Regions from separate parts of the Homo sapiens genome. Here region 2 is linked to region 1. A link is a loop called in an ENCODE intact Hi-C map of the cell type or tissue named here. Cell type or tissue: IMR-90. All regions are shown on one strand. Each heading gives the region's core, and the rest is flanking DNA. Links, peaks and the distances in the headings are about the cores only.

Evidence for each region. A loop is a pair of places that touch in the nucleus more often than their neighbours do. Peaks named below come from ENCODE experiments on the same cell type or tissue, not always from the same donor. Only the 100,000 strongest peaks of a DNase experiment are listed, where the experiment ranks them.
Region 2: a loop joins it to region 1, with 7 times the contacts of the local background. A loop is called at or near these places in 3 of 110 quality-filtered maps.

Annotation. Positions count from the first base shown.
Region 1 is chr11:88,395,391-88,412,107 of GRCh38, forward strand. All of the region lies in intron 2 of LOC101929174 (a long non-coding RNA gene), which reads left to right. It also overlaps the pseudogene GAPDHP70. Among named protein-coding and RNA genes, the nearest start is that of CTSC, 66 kb to the left of the region's middle. In IMR-90, for the core only: no CTCF peak of the experiment used is centred there; DNase peaks (open chromatin) are centred at 7,001 and 7,591; H3K27ac peaks cover 2,138 bases.
Region 2 is chr11:88,470,888-88,487,604 of GRCh38, forward strand. No RefSeq gene overlaps it. Among named protein-coding and RNA genes, the nearest start is that of GRM5-AS1, 25 kb to the right of the region's middle. In IMR-90, for the core only: no CTCF peak of the experiment used is centred there; DNase peaks (open chromatin) are centred at 9,474 and 12,184; H3K27ac peaks cover 925 bases.

The DNA.
Region 1 (16,717 bases), core at 3,930-8,929:
TGCTGGATTACATTTATTGATTTGTGTATATTGAACCAGCCTTGCATCCCGGCCGGGGATGAAGCCCACTTGATCATGGTGGATAAGCTTTTTGATGTGCTGCTGGATTCAGTTTGCCAGTATTTTATTGAGGATTTTTGCATCAATGTTCATCAAGGATATTGGTCTAAAATTCTCTTTTTTGGTTGTGTCTCTGCCCGGCTTTGGTATCAGGATGATGCTGGCCTCATAAAATGAGTTAGGGAGGATTCCCTCTTTTTCTATTGATTGGAATAGTTTCAGAAGGAATGGTGCCAGTTCCTCCTTGTATCTCTGGTAGAATTCGGCTGTGAATCCATCTGGTCCTGGACTCTTTTTGGTTGGTAACCTATTGATTATTGCCACAATTTCAGCTCCTGTTATTGGTCTATTCAGAGATTCAACTTCTTCCTGGTTTAGTCTTGGGAGGGTGTATGTGTCGAGGAATTTATCCATTTCTTCTAGATTTTCTAGTTTATTTGCATAGAGGTGTTTGTAGTATTCTCTGATGGTAGTTTGTATTTCTGTGGGAACGATGGTGATATCCCCTTTATCATTTTTTATTGCGTCTATTTGATTCGTCTCTCTTTTTTTCTTTATTAGTCTTGCTAGCGGTCTATCAATTTTGTTCATCCTTTCAAAAAACCAGCTCCTGGATTCATCAATTTTTTGAAGGGTTTTTTTGTGTCTCTATTTCCTTCAGTTCTGCTCTGATTTTAGTTATTTCTTGCCTTCTGCTAGCTTTTGAATGTGTTTGCTCTTGCTTTTCTAGTTCTTTTAATTGTGATGTTAGGGTGTCAATTTTGGATCTTTCCTGCTTTCTCTTGTGGGCATTTAGTGCTATAAATTTCCCTCTACATACTGCTTTGAATGTGTCTCAGAGATTCTGGTATGTTGTGTCTTTGTTCTCCTTGGTTTCAAAGAACATCTTTATTTCTGCCTTCATTTCGTTATGTACCCAGTAGTCATTCAGGAGCAGGTTGTTCAGTTTCCATGTAGTTGAGCAGTTTTGAGTGAGATTCTTAATCCTGAGTTCTAGTTTGATTGCACTGTGGTCTGAGAGATAGGTTGTTATAATTTCTGTTCTTTTACATTTGCTGAGGAGAGTTTTACTTCCAAGAATGTGGTCAATTTTGGAATAGGTGTGGTGTGGTGCTGAAAAAAATGTATATTCTGTTGATTTGGGGTGGAGAGTTCTGTAGATGTCTATTAGGTCTGCTTGGTGCAGAGCTGAGTTCAATTCCTGGGTATCCTTGTTGACTTTCTGTCTCGTTGATCTGTCTAATGTTGACAGTGGGGTGTTAAAGTCTCCCGTTATTATTGTGTGGGAGTCTAAGTCTCTTTGTAGGTCACTCAGGACTTGCTTTATGAATCTGGGTGCTCCTGTATTGGGTGCATATATATTTAGGATAGTTAGCTCTTCTTGTTGAATTGATCCCTTTACCATTAAGTAATGGCCTTCTTTGTCTCTTTTGATCTTTGTTGGTTTAAAGTCTGTTTTATCGGAGACGAGGATTGCAACCCCTGCCTTTTTTTGTTTTCCATTTGCTTGATAAATCTTCCTCCATCCCTTTATTTTGAGCCTATGTGTGTCTCTGCCCATGAGATGGCTTTCATCAGGACATTATTAGGAAAAACAGGGTGGTAGATTTAGCTGGCCACATCTTTTCTAAGATTGTTGGTTCCAGAATTTTTATGGGTATGTGTGTGTGTGTGTGTGTGTGTGTGTGTGTATCCAGTGAGAGAGAGAGATTGGGAATTGCACTCAGACCAACAGGTATAATCTATAAAGTAACTAGTACTGTACCTCACATATAATAGATGTTTCATATGTCATTATTATTGAAGAAATGAGAGTTTATATATGTAAAGAGTGAGTACTCTTCAGACACATTTTGCCCTAGATGTGTTAGGGTTGATTGTTAGAATGTTTTTAAATTTAATTTAAGAAATAAACATTTTTGAATACTGATATTGTTTGGATGGGCACCCCCTCCAAATCTCACGTTGAAATGTAATTCCCAGTGTTGGAGGTGGGGCCTGGTGGGAGGTGTTTGAGTCATGGGACAGATCCCTCAAGAATGTCTTGGTGCCCTTTTTGCAGTAATGAGTGAGTTCTCACTGTGCGTTCACAGGAGAACTGGTTACTTATGAGCATTTGGCCCCTCCCCACTCCCTCTCTTTTGCTCCGTCTTTCACCATGTGACATGCCTGCTCTCCTTTGCCTTCTGCCATAATTGTAAGCTTCCAGAGGCCCTTACTGGAAGCAAATGCTGGAGGCGTGCTCGTAAAGCCTGCAAAACCTCAGCCAATTTAATCTCTTTTCTTTATATATTATCCAGCCTCAGGTGTTCCTTTATAGCAACACAAGTGGACTAACACAAATATTCTTGAATTTTGTTTAAATATAAATCCCTAGAGCAGGCAGGAGAGCTCCAAACATGAAAAGGCTCTGTCTATTCCCATCTTTATATAATTAGAAGCAACCTAGTTTCCATGTTAGTTTAATGCTCTGCAGAGTAAAATGGCAATGATAGAAGTATTTTCAACTAGGGTCATAACATGAACTCTTTTATTTAAAAAAGCAACTTTTAGCTTCAAGGCTTCAAAAAAAATGAGGTCATGAAATATATTTAGTTGTCTTTATTCGTTATTTTAGTCCCAATTCTTAATTCTACTTAGTAACCACTTGGTAACATTTGATTTCTTAGAAACACACAAGGATCAACAACTTCAAAGCTAAAATTCAACTTCCTGAGAAACGAATTTGGGAACAATATCTTAATACTAACACAAAGGTGAACCTTACATACAATGGTTCCCTTTCATCCCTGGGGGATATGTTCCAAGATCCTCATTAAATGCCTAAAGCCATAGATATTACTGAACCTTACATATACTATGTTTTTACCTATACATACATACTTATGGTAAAGTTTAATTTATAAATTAGGTGCCATAAGAGATTGACAACAGTAACTAATAAATTTATTATTAGTTAAGCATTGTTAAGTAAAATAAGGGTTACTTGAACACAAACACTGTGATACTGTGACAGTGGATCTGATAACCTGATACTGTGACAGTGGATCTGATAATGGGTAGGAAGCAAATACAGTGTGGATAACATTCGACAAAGGGATGATTCATGCCCTGGGTAGGGCAGAGTGAAACAGCCCCTGATTCATCACTCTACTCAGGACAGTGCACACTTTAAACTTATGAGTTGTTTATTTCTGGAATTTTCATTTAATATTTTTGGACAGCAGTTGGCCATAGGCAACTAAAACCACAGAAAGAGAAACCATAGATAAAAGGAAACTACCATACAGGGAAACAGTTTGGTGTATTTATTTTTGTCGATTTCCTGTGGGATGGAAAAAATCTGTGTATCTGAAATACAAAAAATATTTTAAGACCACTTTTTTTTTGCTGTGTACCTCAAATTTAGAACTTGACAAAAATCAAGTTTCTCTCTAGTATACATGAATAATTCGTCATGTGCTGCAGTCTGTCTCTGTTTGCTTACACCAGATATGCCTAGAGCTTCCCCACAGTGTTTGGGAAATAATAGTTACAGAATTGTGTGTGGTTCTATCACATAATTTCTTGATAAAAATTGACCCAGGAGTTTAATTTCCCTCATCTGGAAGTCATCCTTTCTCATTTCTTACAGAAAGAAAGAAATGGAAGAAGTTATGAAATGAACTCTTAATGGTAACTGTAGAACAGGCACGATTTTAACTCAAATTTTATCCTACTTCTAATAATAATTCTTAGTGTTTGTCTAACATTCTATAGTTCATATAGTATGTTAATGTTTACTGAGATATATTTTGTGCTTGTTTATATAGGATTCTTGAATGTTTGTGTGTTTCTCATGTTTATCTACCTTAGTTTAAATCTTGACACCACCCTCTTTTCTGATGAGAACCTCAGTGCTCATTTATTGGCTTTATGCCATGGATAAATTCTACTAACAAAAACACATACATGCACGCAGAGACACATGCTTAAGGAAGAACATCTGAGCAAAATCTAAAATCCAGTGACAGGGAGAGGACAAATGCATAGACACTAATAATACAAGGCAAAATGTGGTATAATATGTTAAATAAATGATACAATAAAAATGCCAAAAACATTCTGAGAAGAATAGAAATAATTATTAGGATTATTGAGCTTCTATTAGACACTAGATACTTTGCACTATACGTTGTTTTGGCCATTTACAATTATTCGATAAGATAAATGACATATCTTTATTTTACAGATGAAATTTTTAAAAAAGAACCTTGAAGTCTGTGAGTGACCAATCAAAGATGAAAATTAATAATGGAAGACCTGGGATATACAATCAAGTCTAAAGCCTAGATATCTGGTTATTTTAGAAAAGCTTCATAGGCAAGTGTCAGTGGAGCTGTGTTATTTGAGCTGAGCTGCACCTTGAAGAACCAAAAAAATTATAAATGGACAAATAAGACCAAGTGCCTACACCAAAAGAATTCTAATGCTTAGAAGAGTTGCAGAATAAAATATGTTGCATGGGATGTCAATAGTAAAGGTCAAGATAGAGGACAAAGAAACACAGAGGAAGGAGGTTAATGGAATGAGAGAAGAAAGTATTTTTAGAGGAAGTTGATATTTCACCTGAGTTGTAAAAGGTATGTAGGTAGAGAAGAAAGGTAAGTGAAAGGGGTATAGAGCCACTTCTGACAGAGGGACTAGAGGTTACAGAGACATTGAAATGCAGGATCACAAAATCATCAGAAAATAGCAGGTAGTTCATAATGGCTGGAGCCTGGAACAGAGATCCCAATGCACAGGACGTGTGAGTGAGCCAGGGAATTGGTGAGGGAGGATGTGTACCCATGAGAAATGAGTCTTGTGATTAGCAGCCAAATGGACCTCAAATGAAACTCTCCCCTTGACTCTATTCACAGGAATTTTCTAACCATTATCTTTTACCCCTCTTATGCACACACATGGAACTCAGTTACCATATATACATATGTCATTTTCATTTATTTTTAATATATTTACACTTGGTTTAAACCAGGAACTAATTATTTCATGGGATGGAGCTTCTTAAGTGAATATATCTTAATGAGAGACCCTGATCCTGTCTGCAGTTTTGCAGGATCCGTAATGTGATTTGATTACCTTCTCCAAGGATGAGCAGGCCCTAGGGGACTGCATCAGACTAATGAAGCTTACAAATCAACAAATTTAATGCCAATATTGGGTAAAGGAAATGTCATTTAGTGAGAACCTACTCCATACAATAGTAGACACTTCACTCATATTATTTAAATTAGTTGTCACTACAACACAGTGATGTAGTTCTTTCTTTATCCCAATTTTATAGATGAGAAATTCAAATGAGAACATTAAATAATCTCACCTCATTTCAAAGCTACCAAGTTTTGAAGCAAAGAATCAAACCTAAGATTCTTTGATGTCTACTTCATGCAATGGGCAGAGAATACTCACAGTGGCTGAAAAAAATGATGATGATGATGATGATGATGGTGGTGGTGGTGGTGGTGGTGATGATGGTGGTGGTGATGATAATGATAATGATGATATAATTAAAGTAATTATAATTTATTGAATGCTTACTTTGTGAGAGTAATACATTATATACCTTATCTTTTGTAACCTTCAAACAATTCTATTTGATGGGAAATTATTTCCATTTTAGAAATGGGGAAAGAGATGTTCAGAAAGTTTAAATAGCTTTCCAATATCCAAACCTGGTTAGGTGGTGGGGCAGATATTAAAACCACGTCTCTCTGACCACACAGAACTATTCACCACTAGCAGAGTAAAAGAATATCTGATGAAAATAATACCTGAGTAGGAGAGTCAGAGTGAAGAGAATATATTAGTTGAGAGAATATTTCATCTAGGTTGTGGCAAAGAACAGAAAACCATTGACATTCTCCCAGTGAGGACACTGATCATGTATCTTTATAACTCAATGAAACAAACATTGAACACTTTATACCATTGTTTTTCACTTTTACTAATAATTCTTATCAGTCACAAAAAGCTCTGGTGACTATCTGTATTCATGATAGAAAATATGTGTTCTAATTTCAGTATGTACGTCTCACCGTTTAATAGGAGAAATTTTAGGTAGTGAGAAAGAAACAAATGTCTCAAACCTGAGCAAAACATTAATACTTTTTGATACTTTAAGAATCGTTCTTTATCAATTAGTAATACTTCTGATTAACATCCCAATCAGTGAAGTTAGAGTTTAGCCTACAAAGCTGATACATGTGTGATAGTATTACAAACTTAAAATCTTGTGAATAGATCAAAAACTTTAGCAGACATTCCTTTCTAGTACCTAGACTAACACTCTTATCAAGATAAGAATTTTTTGTCATTTTCATTTATTTTGGCTTTTACTAGAAAGACACTCTTTGCAGAAGCAACATTTGAATTGGCTTTCTTTGAAGTGAGTACTCTTATTGACAGTTTGAAATAAACCTAGACCCTTGCTCAACATCAATACATCTGGGAAATTTTGTCTAACATTCCTTTGTTCCTTTAACCTAAACTCCTTGAAGAGGGGATTGACTTATTTGTACTATAACCCAGTTATCTGGTATGAGATTTGGTAAAAATAAACATGATTTCTAAATGTTAGTTGAAGAAATAAATATTTGAATGAATTTACCAGCTTTAGACCTTGTTTCAATTTTACATTGCTTACATTTTGGAAAGATGTTGCAGATGAGCCGTCTCATTCATTTATTTTTATTCTTTTGCAAAGAATGTCTTTGGGGGCTGCTTATCAAGATTTCCTGTGTGTGTCCTGTCTGACTTGGTATCCTCCAGGCTCTGGTGAGTTTCCTCACCAGCCTGGGACACTTCCGTTTTTCCTTCTCCACTAACTCACATCACATTTCGGGATAGGGCTTCTAACCCCTCTTTTAATAGACACAGTTTTTAACAGCATTCTATCTTAAACATGAATAAACAGTTGGAATGTAGGCAACTTAGAGAATGTTTAAACAAATGAGAAGTAGCTGGAAGGTTGAGAAAAGGTCACTACAGTTATTGAGAGGAGTCTGACTCATGAAACAAAACAAAACAAAGCAAAACAAAAGTTACTTAACTGACAAAAAGCAAATCAGAGAAAAAAACAATCATGAGAACATTTTGGGTGGCTGGCTGAGGCAATACCAAAACTTCAAGTGATGAGAATGGGAAGTTAATCAGAAAAGACTGCTCCTAGGGTGGTGAACCTAGTGTGACTCCTGGAGGGAGGCTTTTTCCCAGCTGTCTCTCTGACTTTTCTGGGTATCTGCATTCTCACTTGTTAAACAAGGGGGTTATATTAAAGTAGATATAATATTATTTCCATTTCTAATCTTTTACATTGGGCTCTAAGTTTTTAGCAGACTAAATTCTTATGTTTTAGGGAATATAGTTAATCTCATATAGTTTGGTCTTTATATGTTTTTCTTCATTATTTAACCCATATTTATTGAGTGACTCTGGTTTGAGCACTGTGTTACGCAGTGTGCAGGCAAGATGAGTAAGACAAAAGCACTGTCATCGAATGCCTCATAGTCCGAGGGACCACCGCATTATTAACAGTGACTTAGCAATCAGGAGCAGAGGAGATGGCTGGGACAGGGAGGTAAGGATGCAGGGATGGAGATGGAATGAAAAGGATAAGACCGAAGGAAAATATTTTATCATCTCCTGAAATACATGAAGGTTACCATTTTATCTTAGAGAATAAAAACTGGTTATGATTTTTGTTTTTACTCCTTTGGTTATAAATGTGTTGAGCTCTGGATCAACTTGCTGCACTAAGGATGGTAGTGCTGACTGGGATTACTTAAAAGGTTAATGAGGAGTTCACTAGCCTTTCCATAGTTTCTATAATAGAAGATAGCTAACTCTTAGTTTTATTGATGTGGGGCACTACCTAGCCTGGCCTATAGATTTGTGTTTACCATGCGGTAGCTGCTTGGCGATCTGGGAGGCTGCTTGGTGATTCCTCATACAGCTTGATGCTGACCTGAAAGATTAAAATGCACAGAGAGCAGTGAGAATAGAAGAGCCTAGAACTGCTTGGGAAATTTGAATGCTCTCTTGGGCCGTCCAGGTGGGCAGAATATGTGAAACAGATGGGCAGAAAATAATAGTAAATGGTGTGGGCTATTAATTAAATGGAAAGAGCATATTTCACCTAGATGTCTTCAGATTCTTGTTTCTTTCCTCACTCCTTCATGCCGTGAACCCTGTGCCTGAAAGCACAGAACAGCCAGCCCTAAGTCTCAGTTTGAGAGTTATCGTGGCCAAGACAATTCTTTCCTTCACTATGGCTTTCGAGGTATAATGCCTGATCATTGCATGGCATACTGTAGCAGTTAAGTAAGGAAACATTGTTTTGGTTGCTGTTCATTTGTTTTTATCCCCCCTTGTCTAAAAACATGCTTAGGTAAGTAGTAAATATATCACTAAGATGTTATTGGGAAACAATGCTGGATTTAGAGCTAAATATATGTAATTCATGTAAGGGATTTTAAAGCATTTTTAAAATTAAGATAATGCATAAAGAATATAGAAATACAGAATACAGGCAAAATCCATATAGAAATGCATACAGAAAAGAGCACATAAAAGCACAAACTGAACATGCCTACATTAAAAAAAATCACAACATCATCAACATCATGGAAGCACCAGTCCACTTCATGCTCCTCTCTAAGGATTATTTTTAATATCACTTGGTAAAGTGTCTGCCTTCTACAGTCACCAGTAGAGTTACAGGTTAATTTACTTATTACTTCTCTCTTCCTGTGATGAGAGACGGTGGAAAACATAAGGGCAGGAACTAAGATTTTTTCTCCTTTGTATCCATGTATCCATGATACATCGATTGCAATGGCTCATACAAAAGCAATCACCATCTCAAGTTTTGTTTTAAAATATAAACCCTGAGACAAACATTAATAAGTAAATGTCTCTCAGAACCCCTAAGGAAACAAATGAAGGGTCTGGGAAAAGCCTGAGGGTGGCGAGGGGTGTATCAGTATTTCTTGAGAGTGCAGCTCATTGGGGACTTCCCTGATCCTGGATTCAGAAATGCTGGCAGCAAGCAGGAAAAGGCAAGTGTTTGAGCTGGATAGAAAGAAGTAAAAAGGGAGATGAGGATTCAGAAAGTGAAAGTGAATAGAGATCAGTTTTGGATTTTGTGTTGATGACTTGACCTTGCTTTCTTCATCTGTAACATTGAACCAATAACAATTGTTCCAGGATTCTTCAACAAATTTCTATGTAAATTTATTAAGCTGTGGGTCAACTTGTAGTCTCTAGAGCCCAGATATCTAATGAGAAGCCGCAGAAAAAAGTCCCATTGCCACATCACATTTCGTTTCTAGACTCATCTATTTGATTTAGCTTTTTAAATGTGTGTAGAGCTCTCAGCAAAGAGGGATATTCTAAATATCTCTCTGAACATTAAAAGGCTAGAATAGAAGGGTGATGATAGTGAAAGGGGTTAACTAGTGTTTTTCATACATTAGATAATTCACGCTGCTTCATTTTTCATACATTAGATAATTCACTTCAATGAACAATATTGAATATTCTTTGGAAATGTGTTTAGTGGAAATTCCCATTTATGCTTGTTTAAGTGGGTTGATGAGGCTTAGGTAATCAAGTTGCAACACTGGGGAAAAAAAGAGACCAGACAAGTACCAACAAGGAAATTCAACTGAAGTGTTGTTGGTGTGCCACATAGCCATGGGAAAATGAGGGCAGGATCAAAACTTGCTGGAAACTAGCTTCTCTATTTGTTTTCCTGTCTTTCTTTAACTGAAGTATAGGGGAAATTTTGGTAGGCATAGATTTCCTTTGGATATCATCTCTTTAGCTACAGATTTGCCTCTGATCATTTCTGATTATCCTTATGCCAGTCTTGTGTTCAAATGCTTCTGAGCACCAACTAAAAGAGATCATACTCTATACAATGTAGAGATTCAGTGTGCTGTGACAAAAGAGTGCAATAGCCAGTCTGGAAACATCTGTGGGAGTTTTAATTAGAGGAGAGCCACAGGCTAAATGACTGACAGAAAAAAACAAAGAAAGTAGATGACCCATCTCTGAGCCAATGACAACAGGAGTACTCATGGATTTTCTCTGCTTTTAAACACTGTGGTTGGATTAAGTGTCTGAACTCATTCCCTGCATGCCCTATATTATTGAATCCTTTTCTTTTGGTTTAAATTTCCTAATTTATGAGTCTTTCTCAAGGGTAATCATCTTTGAATAGTAGATTTCTGATATCTGAATTAGAAGAATCAGGGTAAAGCCATCACTCAATGAGGGCTGGTAGTGTGGTAGTATGATTTCAAGGACACCAGAAAAGCCTTTACTCACATTTCTTTCCAATTGAAGTTCCTTGGTCCGAACGCGAAGAATTCCTTGTTTCACCAAATGCAATCACCATGTCAAATTTTCTTTTAAAGTATAAATCCTGATACAAACATTAATAAGTAAATGTCTCTCAGAACCCCTTAGGAAACAAATGAAAGGTCTGGGAAAAGCCTGCAGGTGGGGAGGTGTGTATAAGTATTTCTTGAGAATGCAGCTCACTGGGGACTTCCCTGATCCTGGATTCAGAAATTCTGGCAGCGAGCAGGAAAAGGCAGGCGTTTGAGCTGGATAGAAAGAAGTAAAAAGGGAGATGAGGATTCAGAAAGTGAAAGTGAATAGAGATCAGTTTTGGATTTTGTGTTGATGACTTGACCTCCCTTTCTTCATCTGTAACATTGAACCAATAACACTTCTTCCAGGATTCTTCAACAATGATCAGAAGAGACTCTTTTTCCTTTGTCACACAAATTAATTATTTTTTTTTCTTTTTGTAAGAAAAATGGTTTAAGTTTGGGATTTCAAGATAAATGTGTGTGTGCGTGTGTGTGTGTCTGTGTGTGTGTGTATACATATATATATTTCCTATTTATGTTTTTTGGGCCTTCTTTTGCTTGAGATTTTAAAATTTTTTTGAAAGACTTATTAAAAAGATCACCTCCCTCTTTAAGGATGAAGACTGGAAACTAAAAGAAGTCTGCCCAAGTTCATAGTTCATGGACATGATTTGATCAGTAATTCAAAAGGGCAATATGACCTTATGCTTTTTTAACTTTCTTTGTTACCTAAGTAATCACTGGGAAAGGCTTTGATACTATATTCGAGATTAGAGCCACAAGTGACTTGATCAAACTTAATTTTTTCCAGGAGAGAGAGGATGGTTTCATGTCACATGTCTGTGAATCGTGACCCTACAAGCCTTTGAGAACAGTTCAGGATCACTGCACTTTACATCTCTAGGTTGAGGAGAAGAGCACACTTGATAGTGTATGAAAAGTGTCTAGCAGAGAGACTGCACTTAATAGGCATTCAGAGCAATTTATATACTAAACAATGATGAGGGTGGCTTCCCTGGATTTTTTACCCCCAATGTATTTTAGGCTACAAAGTGGACTGTCTTCTTTCACAGATAGAATAGGTAAAACATGGGCTGACAGAAAATTCAAATTTCAAGACACACTATATTTGTTTTATGGATACCCAGTAATGTTGTCACCACTAAATTAGCACATTGTGTTAATACCAAGCTTACTTGTTTACAAAACTAACCAACCAACCAACTAACCAACCAACCAAAGCAACAAATAAAAAACCAACTGAGTGATTCAGCAACTAGGAATGTTGAGATATCTTAAAATTTTTAATTCTCAGTTGACTTGGAGACAATTTCATGTACTAATTTAGACTTTTTCTGAAGCTTTTTTTAGTCTGTAGCAACTCTTGAGGTAAAGAACTTCATGAATTTATTTCTTAATATAAGAGATAAGTCTCCTCCTCCTTCTCCGTCTCCTCGTTCTTGTGGTTAAATTAACTCTTTTAAGCTTCAAGCAGAGTTTCCTAGGTGTAATAGATTAAAATTTCCAAATTATGTTCACCCATAAACACAATCCAATTTTGTGAGCATCCTTCACCAGTTTGGCTGTCAATCATCACCAGTCTATTGCCAAATATTTCATTCCTGTCCTTTCCATCACACAGAAAAAATTGGACTCCCACTCACTTTGATGTTAGGCATACTCATGTGCTTCACTTTTCTTCATGAAATCTGAATGAAATTGGCATATGGCTGCTACTGAGCAGAAATTTTAAGAGCCATGATTAATTTGCTCCCATCTCTTTCTCTGCCAAAGTAATTGTTGAAGATTAAACCCTTATCAGAGTGGGTGCCTGCGTTACTAGTATGAGCTGTGCTGACCTGAAATTTACAATGAAAAAGAGAAATAAATCAATTATTTTTTGGATGCTGAGATTTGGACGTTGTTTTTAAATGTAGTACAACCTAGCCTATTGTGATAAAATACAATTGCATTATAGATTTGCAACTTTTCTCTCCTCAGACTAACAATATTGGTTTCTAATCATATCTTTAAGTCAAGGCAAACATGTGCCATCTGTTGATTCTAAGGTCTTCTTATACTTTTTACTTTCTTTTTTTTTATTTTGGCTGAGCACAGGGGACTTTATTGATGGTTCGTGACAAGGAGGGGCTCCCTAGGCATCTCCCTCTTCAGGGGGTCTGCATGGAAACTGTGAGGAGGGGAGATTCTCAGTGTGGTGGGGAACTGAGTGCAGCAAGGACTCCCCAGCAGTGAAGGCCTCTCTCTTCCTCTCATGCTCTCGCTCGGGTTGGCAGTCCAGGGGTCTTACTCCTTGGAGGCCATGTGTGCCATGAGGTCTACCACCCTATTGCTGTAGCCAATTCATTGTCATGCCAGGAAATGAGCTTGATAAAGTGGTTGTTGAGGGCAATGCCAGCCCCAGCATCAAAGGCGGAAGAGTGGGTGTCACTGTTGAAGTTGGAGGAGACTACCAAGTGCTCAGTGTAGCCCAGGATGCCCTTGAAGGGGCCTTCTGATGCCTGCTACACCACTTCTTGATGTCATCATATTTGGCAGGTTTTTCCAGATGGCAGGTCAGGTCCACTACCGACACGTTGGTGGTGGGGACGACAGAAGGCTTTGCCAGTGAGCTTCCTGTTCAGCTCAGGGATGACACAGCCTTGGCAGCACCTTGGCTTGTCCACAGCCTTGGCAGCACCAGTAGAGGCAGGGATGATGTTCTGGAGAGCCCTGCATCCATCACACCACAGTTTCCCAGAGGGGCTATCCACAGTCTTCTGGGTTGCAGCGATGGCATGGACTGTGGTCATGAGTCCTTCCATGATACCAAAATTGTCATGGATGACCTTGGCCAGAGGTGCTAAGCAGTTGGTGGTGCAGGAGGCATTGCTGATGATCTCGAGGCTGTTGTCATACTTCTCACGGTTTATGCCCATCATGAACATGGGGGCGTCAGCAGAGGGAGCAGAGATTATGATCCTTTTGGCTTCTCCCTGCAAGTAAGCCCCAGCCTTTTCCATGGTGGTGAAGATGCTGGTGGACTTCACCATGTACTCAGCCCCAGTGTCACCCCATTTGATTTTGGAGGGATCTCACTCCTGGAAGATGGTGATGGGATTTCCCTTGATGACAAGCTTCCCATTCTCAGCCTTGATGGTGCCATGGAATTTGCCATGGAATCATACTGGAACATGTAGATCATGTAGTTGAGGTCAATGAAGGGGTAGTTGAGGTCAATGAAGGGGTCATTGATGGTGACAATATCTACTTTACCAGAGTTAAAAGCAGCCCTGGTGACCAGGCGCCCAGTATGGCCAAATCCGTTGACTTCCACCTTCACCTTCACCATGGTGTCTCAGGGATGAGGCTGGTGATGCACGAGAAGATGAGGCTTTCTGTCAAATGGGAGGAGCAGAAAACCTATACTTTCTACTTTCTTTCTATACTTTCTGATAAAATTCTGGCTTTAATTTCTTTACCTTTTACCATCATCATCATCATCATCATCACCAACATTATCAGTGTTGTGCTTAACAGTAAATTCCAAGCTCCTAAATTTTAAGGGATAAAATAAGTTATTTTTCCAACAGCCTTATTTTAGAAATGAGACAACTCAGATCCTCCTAAGATAAGAGATTTATCCAGGACCATACGGTAGACTTCTTCTCAATTTTAACTTGCAACTTTTTTTAGATCTTTGTACTTCATAACTCATGCCATTCATTTATTTATTCATTTTTGTGGTTTTTTGTTTGTTTGTTTGTTTTTTAGTAGTGTCATCCATGATGGATATTCATTCAAGTTTTTAAGTTAAATTTTTAAAAAGTAAGTGCTGGCTAGTGGAAGAGCCAGGATTAGTCTCAATGACTATAGCTTGAGAACAATGCTAAGTGTATTAGTTTTTTTAGGGCTGTCATAACCAAATAGCACAGGCTGGTGGCTAAGACAACAGAAATGAATTGTTTTCATGTTTTTGTTTGTTTTTTTGTTTTTTTGAGACAAAGTTTCGCTCTTGTTGCCCAGGCTGGAGTGTAGTAGCGTGATCTCAGCTCACTGCAACCTCCACTTGCTGGGTTCAAGCAATTCTCCTGCCTCAGCCTCCCAAGTAGCTGTGATTACAGGTGCCTGCCACCACGCTGGGCTAAAATTTGTGTTTTTAGTAAAGATAAGGTTTCACCATGTTGTCCAGGCTGGTCTCGAACTCCTGAGCTCAGGTGATCCACCTGCCTCAGCTTCTCAAAATGCTGGGATTACAGGCACGAGCCACCATGCCTGGCCTTGTTTTCATAGTTCTAAGGACGAGAAGCCCAAGACTAACGTGTCAGCAGGTTTAATTTCTTCTGAGGCTTGTTTTCTTGGCATGCAGATAGCTGCCTTCTCATTGACCACTCCCTTGGTGTTTCCTCTGTATGCACACACACCTGGCTTCTCTTCATTTGTCTAAATTTCCAATTCTTGTAAGAATGCCAGTCAGATTGGATTATGGCCCACCCTGACAGCATTTTACTTTAATCACCTCTTCAAACTTCCTATCTCCAAATACAGTTACATTCTGAGGTACTGGGGTTAGGGTTTCAACATCTGAATTTTGCGGGCACAAAATTCAGCACTATGATATGACAAATTGATAACATTTTAAATTAAAAACAAAGCAAAACCTAAGGTTAGAATCTCAGTATTATTTCTAGCAGCTATGATATTTATGGAGTATCAGGTCATAGAATTTAACATAAAATATTAACGAGACTTCAGTGTCATTTGCCCGTCTAACAAAAGGCATTTAATCCCAGTTTTTACAAAATATTCATCCTGATTTAGCTGATAGTTGAGGTCCTTGTGCTGAGCCATCTGCTAATTCTGTGGAAGACTGACCACACCTTTGAACGGGGAGCCTCCCAGGTGCCAAATAGAAGAAATTGTGCAGAATACTCTGACTCACACTAACGATAGTCATCATCCTTACCTTCTCCTTTTCTCCCTCCCTTCCTTTTCCTTTTCTTTCCCAGGTCTTCTGTGAGTACACCGACAATTTCAAACACTATACTAGGAACTGAATTTGGATAAATCATAACCTGCCCCAGGGGCTCACTTCTAGGAGAGGGGACAGATAAGTAATTGCACAATTATAATATAATTATAACATACTATATAATGCTCTAGGCTGTATGAGTATATGAAAGAGGAATTTATAAGTCACAATACGGGGAAAAGAGTCTTATAACTTACATCTCCACAAATGTTTTTTCTTTTCAGGGGATGCTCCTAAATTACAGCCATTATATCGCAGGAGATAGAACATATACGAGGCACAATGGCAAAGCATAGGATCTATGTTTTAACTAATGAATGGGAAATAGGCTCCAAAAGAAGATTGCCCATTAAAGCCATCCCCTTGAGAGGCTATTAATGAATTCCAAAGATGTTGCCTTTCCTTAAAGCTTTTTTGGAACTTGTATTTGGTTAGACTCTGAGCTCTTCTAGAGCAGAACAAAGCTTAACTTAATGCATGGTGCATGATTAATGTTTATAGAACAAGTAAGTGAACTCAGAGACAGTGGCTCATTTTTAATACCATAATTGGTGAGTAATACTTGTTCCTGGGGTGTTTGGGGTTTTTAGAGGCTTAAGACATCCAGATTTAACAAAACTGTGGTCAGACTAACAGTGTTTAGAGTTCAAAGTGAGGCATAGCTCTACAGTAATGGAAGTGGATTTCTTGCAAACCATCTCCAAAGAATACCAGAACAAAAGCAGGAAGAAAAGAAAGTGTGTTTTTTTTCTTTTCTTTTCCTTTCTTTTTCTTTTTTTTAGACGGAGTCTTGCTCTGTCACCAGGCTGGAGTGCAGTGGCATGATCTCGGCTCACTGCAACCTCCGCCTCCTGGGCTCATGCCATTCTCCTGCCTCAGCCTCCCAAGCAGCTGAGATTACAGGCACCCGCCACCACACCCGGCTAATTTTTGTATTTTTAGCAGAGACGGGATTTCACCATGTTGGCCAGGATGGTCTCGATCTCTTGACCTTGTGATCCACCCGCCTCGGACTCCCAAAGTACTGGGATTACAGGCATGAGCCACTGCACCCGGCCAAAAGTGGGTTTTGATGAATAGTAACGTCATCCTCAAATATGAAGAGTATTGGTTGTAATGTTGCTTGGAGGAAATTGATAAGCACTTTTTAAGAAAAGTAGATTGTATTAGAAGCATCCTTTCTTTCTTTTTTTTTTTTTTTTTT
Region 2 (16,717 bases), core at 7,327-12,326, 79 kb after region 1:
GTTTTTAAACAAATAGCTGATAAAGCATGCTTCTTGGGTTTGTCTGTGAAGATCTTTCCAGAAGACATTAGCATTTGAGTCTAGGCATAGACTGAGTAAAGATCTGCACTCACCAGTGCAGGTGGGCATTATCTAATCTGTTGAGGGCTTGAATAGAACTAAAAGGTGGAGGAAAGGTGAATTTGCTCTCTTTACTTAAGTTGGGACATGTATCTTCTCCTGCTCTTGGACTTTGGTGATCCTGGTTTCCAGCCATTGGATTTGGACGGGAACATTACGATATTGGCTCCCCTAGTCCCCAGGCCTTCCAGTATGGACTGGAGCTACAACAAAGACTTTCCTGGGCCCCAGCTTGCAGAGAGCAGATCTCGGACTTCTCAGTCTCAATAATTACTCATATACTTTTAAAGATATTTATATATATAAAGATATATATATCTGTATTTACATATATACATAAACATTTTTATGTATAAAGACATATGTATCTATATATGTAAGATATATAGTTTCTTATCTATATATCTTACATATATAGACACACATGTCTTTATATTAAAAAACTATACAAATACATAAATATATATTATATATTTTACATATATAATATATATTTACTGTTTTCTATCTATAATATATAAATATAAACATATAAATGTATAAAAATATCTTGCATATGAAGTTCTTTATATATATATGTAAAAATGTGTGTGTATATATATGTATATTTTCCTATTGGTTTTGTTTTTTTGGATAGTCCCGACTCAGATACATATTAAAAATTGTCTAGCTGGGCGTAGTGGCTCATGTCTGTAATCCCAGCTACTTGGGAGGCTAAGGTGGGAAGATCACTTGAAGTCAGGAGATTCAGACCATCCTGGACAACATAGCAAGACCTCATTCTCTTAAAAATAAAAATAAAAAATTATTTGGGCTGTAGTTCCATCTACTCAGGAGGCTGAGGCTGGAGGATCGCTTGAACCCAGGAGTTCGGAATTTGAGGCTATAGTAAACCGTGATTGCAAAGGTGAGCTCTTAGAATGGTGTTTGTTCTATCACTAAAGTTTAGACAAGTAAAATCACAGATGTGAAATTTGGGCCACAGCCATCTAATGCCATCCAAGGGAGTAGAAGTCTTACGCCAAGACAGGACCTCCTCTATTATGAGGCGCCTATAACAGGTTTGCATATAGTATCATGCAGTTACACTTCTGATTCTATGTACAGTCATCCCTTAGTATCATGGAGGAATGGTTCCAGGAACCCTCATGGATACCAAAATCCACAGATGTTCAAGTCCCTTATAAACAATGGTATAGTGTTTGCATATAAACTATCCGTATCTTCCTATGTACTTTAAATCATCTCTGGATGATTTCTAATACCTAATACAATGTAAATGCTATGCAAATAGTTGTTATACAGTATTTTTAAAAGTTGTATTATTTTTATTGTTGTATTATTATTTTTGTTGTTTTTTTTTTCCCCAAACAACTGCAGTTGGTTGCATCTGTGGCTACGGAACCCTTAGATTTAGAGGACCAACTGTAATTCCTCACATCTTTAATTCCATATTTTAAATAACACAGTCTACATTTTCTTCTCATGAAAGTTTGTCAGAAGAGAGAAAAAGTGATGGAATTTCTATTTTAAGTATTAAATTCTCGGATTATTGTATCTTGTTACAGATTAGAACATTGAAAGTTTGTTTTTTTCCCATTTTATTCAGTTGTATATATTAGAGTCTACCACTGAGAAATGGACCTGCCCTCCTTGTGCTGAGCCTGCAAAGCTGAGGTCCAGACTGTGATGAACGATAAGTTAAACACATCGACGTGATAAGGAAACTGTGACGGGATTTCTTGGCACTTAGGGCCACTCTCTTTGCCGCAACTGCCAAAGACCAATCTAAACTTGTACCTGCATGTGTTAGCAAAACTGGTCAGCAGACTTTAAAATACAGTAGTCCTCCCTTATCCTCAGGGAATACATTTCAAAACCCTAGTGGATGCCTGAAGCCACTGAACCCTATATACACTATGTTTTTCTATGTGAAAACCAAGTTGACGGAGGGACTAATGGTCAGGTAGTATATAGAGCATGGATGCCCTGGACAGGTTTGATTCAGGTGATATGGAGCAGGGCGGCATAAAATTTCATTCATCACTCTACTCAGAACAGCGTGTAACTTAACATGTATGAATTGTTTATTTCTGGAGTTTTCCATTTAGTATTCCATTTAGTAAATGGAGTGTTCCATTTAGAATGGAATTCTGGAGTATTCCGTTCAGTATTTCCATTTAGTATGGACTGAGGTTGACCAAGGGTAACTGAAACCATAAAAAAATCATTATCACCAGTAAGGGAGGACTACTGTAATTTCTACTTGCAGTATCTTTCTTATTTTCATCATAGTATCAGAAAAGATATTTTTAGTGGAATTTGATAAATAAGGAAACTGAGGTTCAGGGAAGCATAATGATTCGACCAAAGTCATAAAAACAGTTGAAGAGCACAAAAACCCAGTTTTTCTAAATCCTGGCCAAGTACTTTTCCCATTATTTTCCTGTAATTCTGTCAGTACTTAACAATTAACCTATAACTATGTCATATCAGAGATCTGTGGCTTTCAAAATCTGTTCAGGAAATTAAATTATAATTGATTTGTAAAATTTATTTCATCATCAGAGTGCATTTTTGTTTATTCTTTTTCTGATGATTAAATGCAATGGGATTCTCCAATGTATTTGTGTCTTAATTGCTTTGAGGCTCATTAAGTAGAGGATTTGTCACTGTTTTATGCAGCGCTGTTGAAAAAATCATTTGGAATTTATATTAACAGACTGGTTGGGTGTGAGAAACACAGTATCATCAATGTTTACTTGGAGGTAATAACAGAGTTTTAAGTTATGTTACAAATGGATTCCCGTTATACAGGACCAATGTTAAAATGATAATTTTCTATGCACATATTAGATATATTTATAGGATAAATACATGTGATATATCTTGTAAGCCTAGAATTATCATCTTACCACATCTCAACCCAACAATCACTCCAAATGATATGTGAAGCTCATGACTCCAAAATCTATACCTCTACTTGGGTTCCTGAGTGCCATGTTCTGTTTCAAATCTTCAGTTGCATATTTTTTTTTTGTGAATTTCCTTTTTGTACTTCAAAATCTACCTAGCATAAACCTGACACCAGTCAGTCTCCCTGTGCAAACCTGCTGCCCCCTTGTTCCCCAGCTCTCTTTCTGCTCCTTCTTAGTAACCTGGAATCATCTTTACTTTCTTTGTCTCACAGCATCAAAGCTTTTCCCCTAAATGTCCCACTGAGTTTATCTGTGAAATGTCTCTTGCATTCATCACATCTTTATAATACTTTAATCAAACACGTATAGGGCTCAGTATATGCAGACATTAACATATTTAATCAAGTAACTCTCTGGGGCCACAAAGCTATTTAACCCTGAGAAAGCATTCAAAACCAGGTACTCTGGTCCTAAAGGGTCTTAGTGACTGCATTGTGTTGCCTTCTGCTGCCTGCCCATTGTAGTACTACCAACATGATTCAGCTTTGTTAATAGCCCAGATGGTCTTTCCTGCATCTAGTAACTCTCCTTTTCCAAACCATCAAAAAGGGAAAAGGGGGTAAAGGGAGGGAAGGGAAGCACACACACAAAAAATTATCTTGTTCTTATTATTTTATCTTCCTCCCGCTTAAAACCTTCAGACACTCTCATTACCTACCCCTTTCCTTCCTCCGCTCAAAATTCTCCCAATATATGCCTTTCCTTTATAATATGATCCCGACCAGCTATTGTCACTTTCCTTCAAGTAGCTCCTTTGATCAGTCTCATCTGATAAAGTGCTCTGTCCTGCCTCAGTACCTTGTATCAGTGCTGTTCCCTGCTTTGGAATGCCTTTTCTATGTCATACCACATATTCAGTGCTACTGGTTCCTCAAAATCAAGTTCCTCTTTTAAAGCTCTCCTCCACAAACATATTTTGAGTTTTAAATTAAGTAATCTCTTGCTCTCTCTTCTTGTGCTATCACAGCACCTCATTTATAGTACTGTATGTAAATAATTCTAGGGTATAGGGAAGATGGAGCCCATGAAAATGGAAAGAACAATTCCATTTAGGATATAGAATACTCCTCTATGGAATGCCGGTGTTAAGTAAACCACCTACTTCAGTCACCTTTTTTACAAGTAAGGAACTTAAGATCTTATGAGAGAAAGGGACTTGTTATGTATTGACAGAAACTGCTGTCTCTGATTCCAGGATATTTAATCAATACTATCCGTCTGCCTTATCATCCATAAAATAAAATGCTAAGCAGCCACTAAACATGATGATGGAAACCTTGGAAAAAATATCTATGGAAATGTTCAAAGAAGAAGATTAATAAAATGTTCATTGTATTTGATTTTATTTATGTAAGATTATGTATGCATATGCACAGATGTGTGTGAGGTGTGCATGAGAGAGGAAAAAAAGAAATAGAGACAGAGAAGAGATATCTGTGAAAGAATGTTCATCTAAGTTCTAACAACGTTCACGTATGCGTAATGACATTTTTTTCTACATCATTTTTGGCATCATTTAAAATATTTATTGAAAGAATACATTATGTTTATGATTAGAACAAAACACAAAATGGCTGAATTAATATTTGGAAAAGGATAGGAAATTACTTCCTTCATATATTTACTTGGGAGATGCAACACAGATTGTATTAGAGGATCTCTGTCATTTTTTTAAAAATGTCCATTTTGATGGTATTTTCAGAAAGGACTTTTTAACCAGGTAGTAAGGACAGAACTGACTACATTCTCTATTCCTTTCAAATTCAACCTTAGGTAAATTAACAAAGTTGCTGTAGTTCTACTCCTATTAAAAAGAAAGAACACAATTTCCAAATAAAACATCTGTACTTTTTTTCCCTGAGGTATTTCATGATCATATTACCCAAGAAGATTGAAAGTTTCCTGTGTGTTTCCTTTAACAATCTGTGTGACATGTTTATAAGCAATTTAAAAGCATGGCCAAAAGGGACATGGATGGACTGAAGGATCACACTTTAAATAAATTCCATTTAAAGATCACGTTATACCTATGCAGTCTTCCCAGAACCAGGCACACTGTAACTTTTAACAGCATTCCTGATTGACTCACTGAGAATATTTCACTAAATCTCTGACTGTTCCTCATAACAAGGACATGAGGATTCTGTTTAAACAAAAATGTTTTAACATTCTGGGAGCAACAGATTTTTTTTTCATAGGCATGTTCTTTGATTGTTTGTCCTGGTTCCCATCAGTTGGTACACTTACTTCTGCCTAGTTTCAGCATCTGTCCTGCCCACTTAAGAGCCCATGCCAATGTGCTAATCATAACTCCATGTAGTTTTAATTTGGGCAGCATCTGTTATTTCACATTGCTGAGGCAGTGCCATGTGGTGCCAAGAGTATGGGCCTTGGAGCCAGACAAACTTGGGCTTGTGCCTTGGTCTTACCCATTACCAAGTGACCTTAGATAATATGCTTAACTTATTTGAACCCCAATTTCCTCATGTGAGAAAGAGAGTAATACTAAATCCTGGTCATTGTGAGGAATTAGGAAATCAGTGTATGTGTTTGTAGAGTGTTTAGCAGTGATTGGCATATTGTAGGTTCTCTACAATGTGTAGCTATTAAGAATCTAATTAAAACCTCTTCACTTCTCTCCTAAGTGATACCATGATGCTTTTTCTCTATGATAATTGTGATGTGAAAACTGTTAGGTGGTTCATGGTCTTTTCTATAGCAATATGCGTCATTTGGACTTTAAAATATTTTATTTTACAAAGTACCTCTGAATATAGTATGTTACCACAACAATCCCATGAGATGTATAGGTATACATACATATATATACACATATACACAAGAGCACACACACACACATATAATATCCTCATTTAACTAATGAGACCATTGAGGCTAAAATGGTTAAGCCTTAAAGTACTTTAGGTAGGAAGAGGGGAGGTTAGTAATAGAATCCAGGTGTTCAGAAATGAGGAACAATTGTCTGTATAACACATCCATGTAGCCCCCCAGCTTTTGACTGCTAGTTTACAGCGATGGCTGCAAGTCTTGCTTCAGGTTGGTCATAGAAACACAACTACCTATTCAATTTAAAATATAAAAAAACTTGAGTTCTTACTGTTTGTCAGGCATACTGCTGGATATTTGTACAAATATCACATCATGTAATCTGGGTAGCAACTCTCTGGAGTAGGTATCATCTCTATTTTACAGATAAGGTCAGTTGACTTGTCTGTGGTTGCACCCCCACTAAGGGTTGGATGCAAAAATGTTTGAAAAATATTGGATCAAATGGCCTATAAATCCTAACGAGTTATATACTTTTAGGCTTCTTTTCCCCAAAGACATTGCTTATGTGGAATTCTAACTTTTAGAAGTGAGTCATTTTCATAATTTCTGAGATCAACTAAGCAAATCAAGAGAGCACAAAACTAAACAGCAATAAGAGTGATCAATCTACAAGTGCTCCAACCATATGGATGAATTTCCCAAACATAATGTTGAGTGACAGAAGCCAGATACAAATAGTATAAATTGTATTCCATTTATAGAGAGCATAGAAAAAGACACATCCCATATAGGATGTTAGAAGTAAGGAGAGTGGTTAGTCTTTGGGAGAGGCGGAGGCAGAGGCAGAAAGGAAGCAGAAGGGGCCCTTCTGTGTGTTGGTTTCATCTGTGTTCAGCTTACACTTCTGGTATGTACTCTTTTCTGTATTTATTATATTTAATAGAAAGTTGTTAGAAAACTATGTGCTTGATGCTACATGAAATTAACACTAATTGGCTATTAACTTTTAAAAATATGGTTAGATATGTTTTAATTTGGGGCCTCCTTCGGGTTGGCCTTTCAAAGAGCACAAACCCAGGAAGTAGTAAGAATGACCTCTTTTGGAAGCCTGGGGATACTGGTAAGAAGAGAAGATTCTAAAACTTCTATAGGGAGTGTAAGCAAAAAGCATTTTTCTGCAGAGGCTGTGTGTTCAAAGAGTTTGCTGAGGAAGGAGTGTAGCAGTGCAGAGGAAAGTCAGCATGCAGTCAGCAACCACCAGCAGAGCCAGGTGAGAGAGCTGATCCTAATGATCCTGGGCACAGGCTAATAAAAGGTGGGCTAGTCATCTCTCAAAGACCCCACCTCTGAATATTATTTACTGGGGTTTCAACATGTGAATTTTGGTAACATACAAACATTCAGATCATAGAAACAATGTCCTAAAGGAAAAAGACAGAAGAGAATACATAAGTGGTATTTTTGAAATCTTCATGCTGGAGCTAGAGGTGATGTGTAAGTTAGAGACAGGGAAATTGGGAAAAGAGTATACTTGAGTATCTTCTGAAACGCTGAATCATCCTGATGATGATAGCAAGTAGTAAACTTGTAAAGCCCTCATTATAACTCTATGAATGACATAGTCAGGCCATTTATTTTCTTGTCCTTTTCTATTTTTTCCCTGACTTTCTCATTTCTTACACCTGATTTTGAAAGGACACAAAGAAACAGGTCTTAATATCAAGCTTCCTCACGTCTTCAGTGAATGACAAATCTGTACTTGGCAGTCATTGTTAAGAAAAGGATGGTTGTCTCCAAATTGAAAAGCACTCCAGCATGGCACGTAACAGCTGGCTGTTTCCCCTAGAGTACATGATTATTTTATTGGCACAGTGTTTTACTAACTGGGGCTTCTTTCAACAGAAGCTGCCACACTGAGTTAATGGCCCTGGCTGAGGAGGTGAGAGAAATGGGGACAATGCACAGTTACCTAGGACGAATGCCAGTCTCATTTTACCCCACACCAAGGGAAGCAAGTGCTTGTATGTTTTTCACCTACAGAGTAAGTCACGCTCTGAGAGTAGAGCACCAGGGAGTCCTCATGAACGAGATCATTGCCCTGATAAAAGAGGCCCAACAGCTTGTTTGCCCCTTGTATTATATGAGGATAAATAAAAATGGGGCTGTCTATGAAGCAGAAAGCAAGCACTCACCAGACACTGATCTGCTGGCATCTTGATCTTGGACTCCTCAGTCTCTAGAACTTTGAGCCACACATTTCTGTCATTTATAAATTACTGCATCAAAGGCATTTTGTTACAGCAGTCTAAGTGGACTAAGACAATCATTTATGTCAGTTTTCCTCTCTGTGCTCTAGCAACAACTCGGACCAGGTCCTCAATAATTCACACCTAGTCTGTGGCCATATTCTTTTGGTTGTCTTTAGTGCCTCCTGGCTGTACATTTCAGCTCAATTCATCTTCTTTAAATGTCAATTTTATTATAACATTTCTTAATTTAAGCTCCTTTAATAGTTTTGTCTCTGAAAGTCCATCACCTGGCTTTCAAGCTCCTCTATAATATGGTCCCATCTCAATTTTCTACCTTTTACTGTTACTTAATACCTCTCTCTTATTTATGCAGACTCTCCAACTGTTCATTAGTCAGGAACTTATGGAACACTCAAGCCCATTCAACTATGAGATCTGGCACATAAGAGAGTTTCAGTTAAAATAAATCTGTGAATCAAACCTCCCCTTTCCAATCTTTCCTATATGGAATGGCCTTTACTGATCCCAATCCAAACCCAGCAATCTTTCCAGGCCCAGGTGACATTCAAGCTCTCCAGGGAACCTTCTTCTGTGCTGCTCATTTTTCTCTGAGTTTGTACAGCACTGGCTGTATTTACTGCACCATGAAGTGTTTCATTAGACACCAATTTCTCTTTTAGTTTTATATGTTTTATTGTTTATTTGGATAGTCTGAAATTTCAAAAGTGAGCTCAAACTTTGTGAAGAAAAACTACCTACTTTGGGCTATGTTGTATCTTTTTCGTAAGTCCACAATTAGTCAGGACTAGTGAATGATATTGGATAATTTGGTGTGTCTACCCAAGTCAAACTCTCTTCTCCTATAATATACTCTTGCACATAGTTTTGGCTAAGTAAACACTGTAGGCACCTTGAATCTTCCCTTGTAGTTTATCAGACCCAAGCAAACATCTGAATCAAAGTTTGGCTATCTCAACTGCTGCAAAAAGATAACCTGTAATTTGCATTTGGTTTACATATATTGATAAACTGAATTAGGGGGAAGTAGAAAAAAAGAGGTGAATTTGTTGCACACACAACTACTGAGTTACGAAAATGGCGGGCCTCCTGGAGAAGACTCTTGCCCTTTACTAAGGTTTCTAGCCCCTGCTCCTAGAATGCCCAGCTACACCAAATGTCCTGTACTAACATTTTTTGAGCCCCAACATATTCTAACCACACCTCCCTTCATTTTTTTCTAAGCTATAAATAAGGCCTTACTTATTAACATCTCTTCCTAGAGAACATACTCCTTTGGGAAGTGACCAAGATTTTCCTCCCTTCCCTGGCCCTCTGCCTAGATATTTTGGCTTTTTATGCTTTGACTCAGCCATTCTCACCATTTTTCTCATGCTTTCCTTTTCTTTTTCTGTAGGACCTTACTTTGGAACTAGAACTGAGTGAGACTGACATCCCAAGGCAGCAATAAATTACACAAATTTCATGAGCCATAAAACCAAATGAACACAACAAATTAATTTATCATGGAGCCTTCAACGTATTTGTCATGAGAGTCAAACCAAATGTTTTCCAAAAGACTCCCATGAAATAAATTAAAGACAAAATTAATATGTATCTTCCCTACAAAGACTGAAATAGAGCAAAACCAGAGCACTAAAATCTTGTAGGAACAAAAATCCAAACGCCCAATCATATTTCATTTGATTAGATTAAACATTGTTTTTTGCTGTTAGATGCAGTGGTTGACAGTAGTAACAATTTCTCATGTTTGGATAGTGCTTGGTAGGTTACTAGGTCCCTTCATACCCATGTAAGGAGTGGTTAAAAACAGACTCAAAAGCTATGTTTTATAGTGTATTGATTACAGCTGTGTGAGCTTGGGCACATTTTCTTATCTTCTCTGATTCTCAGTTTCTTCTTTTGTGAAATGGGAATAAATTGGCATCTATATCATAGGGTCAAGCATAGAGTTAATGTCAGTAATATACCAAACACTTAAAATAGTGCTCATGCATGATAAGCACTTTATTAATTTTAGCTATACTAGAAAGCAGTTATTCCATTTGGCCCTCATAATCACCCTGTGAGGTAGACTGTGCAAGCATAATTATGAGTATCTTATTTTCGAGGAAATCAAGACCCAGAGAGAACAAGTGACTTGTTAATGGTAGTTGTATAACACAAATCTAAGTTTAGGCCTTTTCAATTTCAAGTCCAAGGATGTTTGATGATAAAAAGTCGGGTAGACTATGCAATTTACAGTCATTGCCAAGGAATAACTGCCTCTTATATCAGAGATGATCCCTCCAGTAGCTGTTGTTAGTGGGGACCTTAGACCCTAATGACTGGACCGAGTTGGGCATCTACTCACACTTCAGTCACAATTCCTTTCTAGGGATTTGGCATTAGATAGAGAATAAGAGTATAAATAAGGATAAAACTGAGATAAAAAGAGTGAGAGACCCATGGGGGCTACAACTCAACTGTGTAAACTCAGGAACTCTGGGTTACCATGTTCCTCTGGTTGCCATACTCCACCAGGTGGCTGGTGAGGCAGAACTGAGAGATCAAAGCTGAATACTGCTTTATTTGCCACCCGTTTTCCTATTTTTCTTTTCATCCCTTCCTAAAGGCTGGCTACATTCCTTTTAAGGGTTTGGTATTTTGCGAGGCTAATGTTAACCATGGGGAGGTAATGTTGACTACTGATTAAGAGCCCTCTGGACAGGGCTATTTGGATTCAAATGCTACGCCTCTCCTTTATCAGCTATGCGACTTTGGTTAAACCTCTGGTGATATGAAAATACTCTGCTCATATGAAAATAGTACCTACCTACCAGTACTATGAAGAGAAGGTAAATAAGATAATAGCTATAATGCATTCTTAATAGTTCCTGGCAATGTAAATGTTCAATAACTAGTAGCTGTTACTCTGTTTATAATAAATTCCCACTTAAGGCTTACATTAGGTCAAAATGGTCTGCACCTAAAGTGTTTCAGGACATCATCATTTTCCAAGCAATCCAACCTGAAAATCTCAGTCAGTCATCTGACTTCGTTTTTCCCTTAATTTCCTGAATCTAATCAGTCACTAAGTCCTATTGATTCTTGCACTGGGAGCCCCTGCTACTGCTCTGTCCTATATATCCTCATTTCATCATATGTGGCCCACTGGATGGCCCACATGTCTAGCTGTCTTTTACACTCCTCCCAAAGTAAAGGATTATAGGCTCTGAACTGCATTGCAGAATGCAGTTGATCTGCCCTATCTGAATAAGAGCTGTCCATTTCAAGTAGAAAATATGTCTCCTATTCCCCACAAACTCTAATTAGAGAATAGCACCTAATCTCAATCTAGAGTTCAAAGCTCTTCATAATCTGGACCCCACACAGCATTCAGTTCTCATTTCCCAATTTATCCTTGACATCACTTATACTCCATCTTCATTAGACTGATTATTCACTTTTCTTAAATCCATCTAGTCCTTCTGTATCTTGATATCTTTGTTCCCTCTGGAATCTTTCCTGCCTATCGCAATCCTACTTATTCCATGAGCCTGAATCAAGGACTTTGTCTCACAAGAAATAATCCTTGCAGAATGTTTAGGCAGATTGAGGAGGGCAGGGCTTGGGAAGAAAGATGTTCCTAGCACATCCTATTTTTCTTGCTGTCTTTTGCTTTCTCACTGGTAGGCGGCAAAACTTGCAGACATTGTATAAGAGGTAGAGTTCATCTCACAGATAATGTAAACTGACATGTTATTGAAAGGCTACAACTGAGGAACTTGGCCTTTTTAACATCCCCAAACAAATCACAAAAGAAAGCTACAAAGAGGTAAAAATTGGACTATTTAAATTATCTTGTTTCCTCCTGAATAACGAGAAGGCTTTGTGCGTGTGTCATCCTTCAAGTCAACAGCTAGTTATTTGGAAAGAAACTATAATCCAGATATGTTGAACAAAATAGTGATGTGAAATGAAAGTATTTTCCCACAAGTCATTAAGTGTGTCATGTGCAAACCATTATCTATGTCTCCTTCAAGGGTGTGGGTCTCATTTCTTAAGGGAAAAAGACAGTTGGGAACCCACTGCATGTATGTACTGGGGAGAAACCATTTTATTCACCTGCTGTTTACTCTGTGCCATACCAACATTCTTTGCACATTATTAATAATCACTACAGCCTTATGAGTAAGAAACCAATATTATTTGCATTTTTAGTTGATGAAACTGAGTCTTTGGGAGGTAAAGTAACTTGCCACAGATGCCAGTTTAAGTAAGATTTTTTTCTTCACTCATGGTACCACTAGTAAGTAGAAGAGCAGGGATTGGAATGTAGGTTTGTCTGACTCCAAAGTCTGTGTATGGTAGAGGTACATCCAATGACACCCACCTTTGACTTCTATTGTCTTCTTATATTTAATATTCACGCATATATATATATCTGTCTCACATAATTTACCAACCAAATTGGTACACTTTGAGAGTGACAGTAGGTACTATCAAAATTATGCTGGTTATTCCTTTTCACAATTGCCAAGAAAGAACAACAAGGATTTTATTTTTTTTTAAGTTCACCAGGTGGTTCTGACAAGTAGGCAAGGTCATGCATCACTTTCTAAGAGCCTCCTTTTACTTATTCTAAACAAACTATCCCAGCAGTTCAATCAATAAACAATCATGTACTGGGCACTCATTATATAGTAGATACTGGGTGCAGAGGATATAGCCCTAAATACAACAAATCCTGATCTTATAGCACTAAAGGCAGTTAAAGCCTTAATTTCCAGATAGGTCAATCCTGGGAGAAACACTGACTGTAGGATAAACTCTTGTGGTTTATGAGGAACAAGTCCCGAGATTTTCACAAATTTTCAAATGTTTGAAGAGAGAACAACAAAGCCAAGGTGAAGGTTCATTCATTAGCTAAGTATAAGAGGTTTTCAAGTATATCATGGAATAGTTAAAGCCAAGACTGTAAAATTTGTGAAAATAAAATTTCTGCTAAGTTCACAATAAAATAAAAATTTGTTATTACCTTATTTTTTATGTTGCCTGTTCCCTGACTGACAGCTGATATTCAAAACATATCTTTACATTTGCTGCTTTCTTATTTGTTTGTGTAATTATTTGATTTATCTTTCCTCCTGGATTAGATGGCCCAAGAGAGTGACAACTACATGTTTCTTTTCACCATTGCATCGTTAGTGCCTAGCACTGTGCCTTACACATAGTAGGCAGTCATAAACCATCTGTTGAATGAATGAATGCATGAATGAATGAATGAGAGAGACACTTGTCCTAGTCATCATATGAGAATATTCACATTCTAAAGAATTTAGAGCACCTACAGGTAGTACCTTTGGGAAACTTCATGTTTCCCCTAATGAGTTTAGTATTACTAAATCATTTATGGAAGGCAAGAAAACCTGTCACAGACTTTGTTAAATTAATATTTTTCACAGGAATGAAACGTTATAAATTAAAGGTGGCTTTTATTTTAAGAGAAAGCCAAAGGTCACACAGTAAATAAGAAGACAATGAACATATTTGCATATAAATTTTGGTGTTAATTCCTGGGAAAATAGCCATTGCCAAAATTCTTTCCAGAGAAGCTGTGAGTTTACATTCATTTGGATGAGATTTTTTCCACTTTGAGTGTGTGACTGTTGTGTATGTTGAGTAGCATTCTTTTTCTCTGCTTCTTGTGCTTTTAGGGGGCCAAAGATCTGTATAAATTCCTTGGTTATAGATGGCCTTCATGTAGTGGTTTTCTTAAATGCTGGTTGTTTGTAGATTGTAGCAACAGTGTACTACATGTGTGAGCAGGCTTGTTGTCTCTTACAGAGATGGGAGGTGGAGGTCTCTGGAACTTTGTTCCTCAGTGCTGTGCACGTGTGTCAGCAGGAATTATATTGGCTTTTGCAGTTCACCCTACTGGCCTGTAGGTGGCACTTTCAAGTATGAGCTGCCTGAGTGCTCTATAATGGTGTCAGGAGAAGTTGTGATGACACATATAGGTTGACCTTCAGGCTAATAGGTGGCACTTGCAGGCGGGAGGTAGTTGTGGTGGTGGCCGTGGAAATTTTACTTGACCTTTGTTAATGAGGGGAAGTACGAGAGTATCCTTGGCAATGGGCTGGACCCTGGAGTTTCCAGGGGTTCCTGTCCTGTGCTCTGCCACCCAGGCAGCTGGAGGAAGCAAATCTGGGTGGGGCTGGGACAGACAAACCTGTGACCATGCTCTCTGAGGCGAGCACAAGCCCCAATCCTGGCACGGCTATAGGCAGACTCTCAGGCAGCTGGGGCCAAGGGGCTGAGTTGCCTCTCCTGTACCACAGAGTCTGCTTAAGGCAAATTGGGTGGCCTGGGGTTTTCAGCCCAGCAGGCAGCAGTGGGACTGGCCCAGCTCCCACACCCCTGGTGCAGCAGGTCTCCCTCCAACATTCTGCTGCTGACAGCAGGCCAAAATGGTTAGGCTAGACTCAAGCTATCTGCATTCAGATCACTTAGTCATTCCAGGTGTTTTGGGCTGTGAGACTCCCTTGAACAGAAACCATGGCTATCAGGCCTCACCCTTCCCAGTCTAGTCTTATGAAGGGAGGGGTACCCATCTCCCATGCCACTACATGAACCTGTGCTACACTTTTCTCTTTGTTCTGAGTGGGGGGGTTCCTCCCTGACTCAAGATCACCACGAGCAGGCTTTGTCTGCCAGTCTAAAGGTCTACACGGGTCATGGAACTCTCCTGTAGCTAGGATCTCAGAGGTCTATGGCAGGAATGTTATGCCCTGAGGTTCCTTCACTCATCCCTTCCTTGGATCTGGGTCCAGGTCTGGAGGCTGGTCCTGGCACCCAGCAATGCTGAGCAGGCAGCCCTGCTCTCTCTCTCTTCACTCATGGTGTCTTCTGTTGCCTCTTTATTGAATTTTAGTGTTCTCTTTCAAAAAATCTTTTCAACGTGTGAATGTTTACCTGATATTTTGGTTCATCTTTGTGGCAGAGGCTCATCCTGGCTGCCATCTGGAACCCTTCCCTCCAAAATGTTCTAATTTTTTTCCTTGCTCTGTTTTTCTGTGTTCCTCCACCACCCCCCTTTCACTCTCTCTCTCTCTGTGTGTGTGTGTGTGTGTGTGTGTGGTGAGTGGTGTATATGTGAGTGTGTGTGTTTCTTCTTTATGTAATCTCATAATGTGGAATTGCTGCTTTGGAGAACAAAACTTTCTCTCTCTTGTTTCATCTCTTATCCCAGTAGGAGAGCTAGTTACTTCTATTTTCTTTTATCCTGTTTCTAATGGGTCTTAAGGTTCTAATAATAACACTTACAGTGTTATTTGAAAAGGAATCAGAAGAAAATAACAAGTGTGATGTTCACTTGTTCTGAATCTTGTATATGAGGGTTTATCAAAGTTGAAGAGATCATTTTCTCTGGTGGAGCTGGCCTAACTTGGAGAAAATACGTTAGTCAATGTTTGGCTGCATATTGACAAGTGTTCCCTGCTAGATTGTACAAAGAGGTTTTTGGTTTTAGTTTCACAGAGATGAAAAGAGATATTTTATCTCTAAATTTTTAGATATCACTTAAATTTTAGACACAGGGAATCTTGAGATTAAATGATACACAAGGCAATGTATATCCTTGTGACAATAGCCAACACAATGCCTGACACATAAAAAGTGTCAGTAGATACAAGTTTTCTTCTGTACAAAACATAAAGCATAAAAAGTATTAATATCTTTTTTGAGGTCATAAAACATGACAAAGAATTTCGGTTTTAGAATAGTATTGCCAGGCCAAGCATTGCTGCTCAGTACATGCTAGTTGTGTGATCTTAAGTTAAATAATCTTTCTGTACCTTGTTTCCTCAATTTAAAATAAATCCAATTCTGTAGCAGTTTGTGTTACGTTTGGAATATACAAAGAAAGCCCAAAATAACAGTTGCATATTTCCTTCTTATGTAAAAAACCTACAAAGGCGGAAAAGCCAGGGAAGGTATAGTGGCTTCTGCTATCATCAGGAATCCAAGCTATTCCTATTCTGCATCCTTAGCAAGTGACTTCTATACTTAAAATCACACTACAGTCCAAGGCAGCTGTTAGAGCTCCAATTATTTTGTATATATTCTATGCATCAATACCCTTTAATGAAATTGGGATTCTTTTTCTAAGGATGAATGAGAGAATTGCTAATGTGGAGGAATATAGAAATAGTTGCCATACATTACGTCTTTTTTTGCAGGGTTGGTAGGATAATTAAACAGGATGATGTGTGTAAGATGTCAAGGACAATGTATGGAACATAATAATAGAACACATAAATGATAATTACTGTTGACAAATATTATAAAGCAAATCAGTCACAGAGTCAAAACTTACGTCTAGGACTCCAGATCCCCTCTACATTTCATTTCTCATGTATTAACTAAAGATGAATGAGAAAAAAGTAGTGGAGTATTTACCAGAGGCTAATATATAGTCTTTAATAGGGTAAACATATACTTGATCCTCTCAAGACCTGGAGGTTTACAGGTTCAGAAAGCTGACTTTGTTGATATATGGCTGTGAATGTGTCTCCTAGA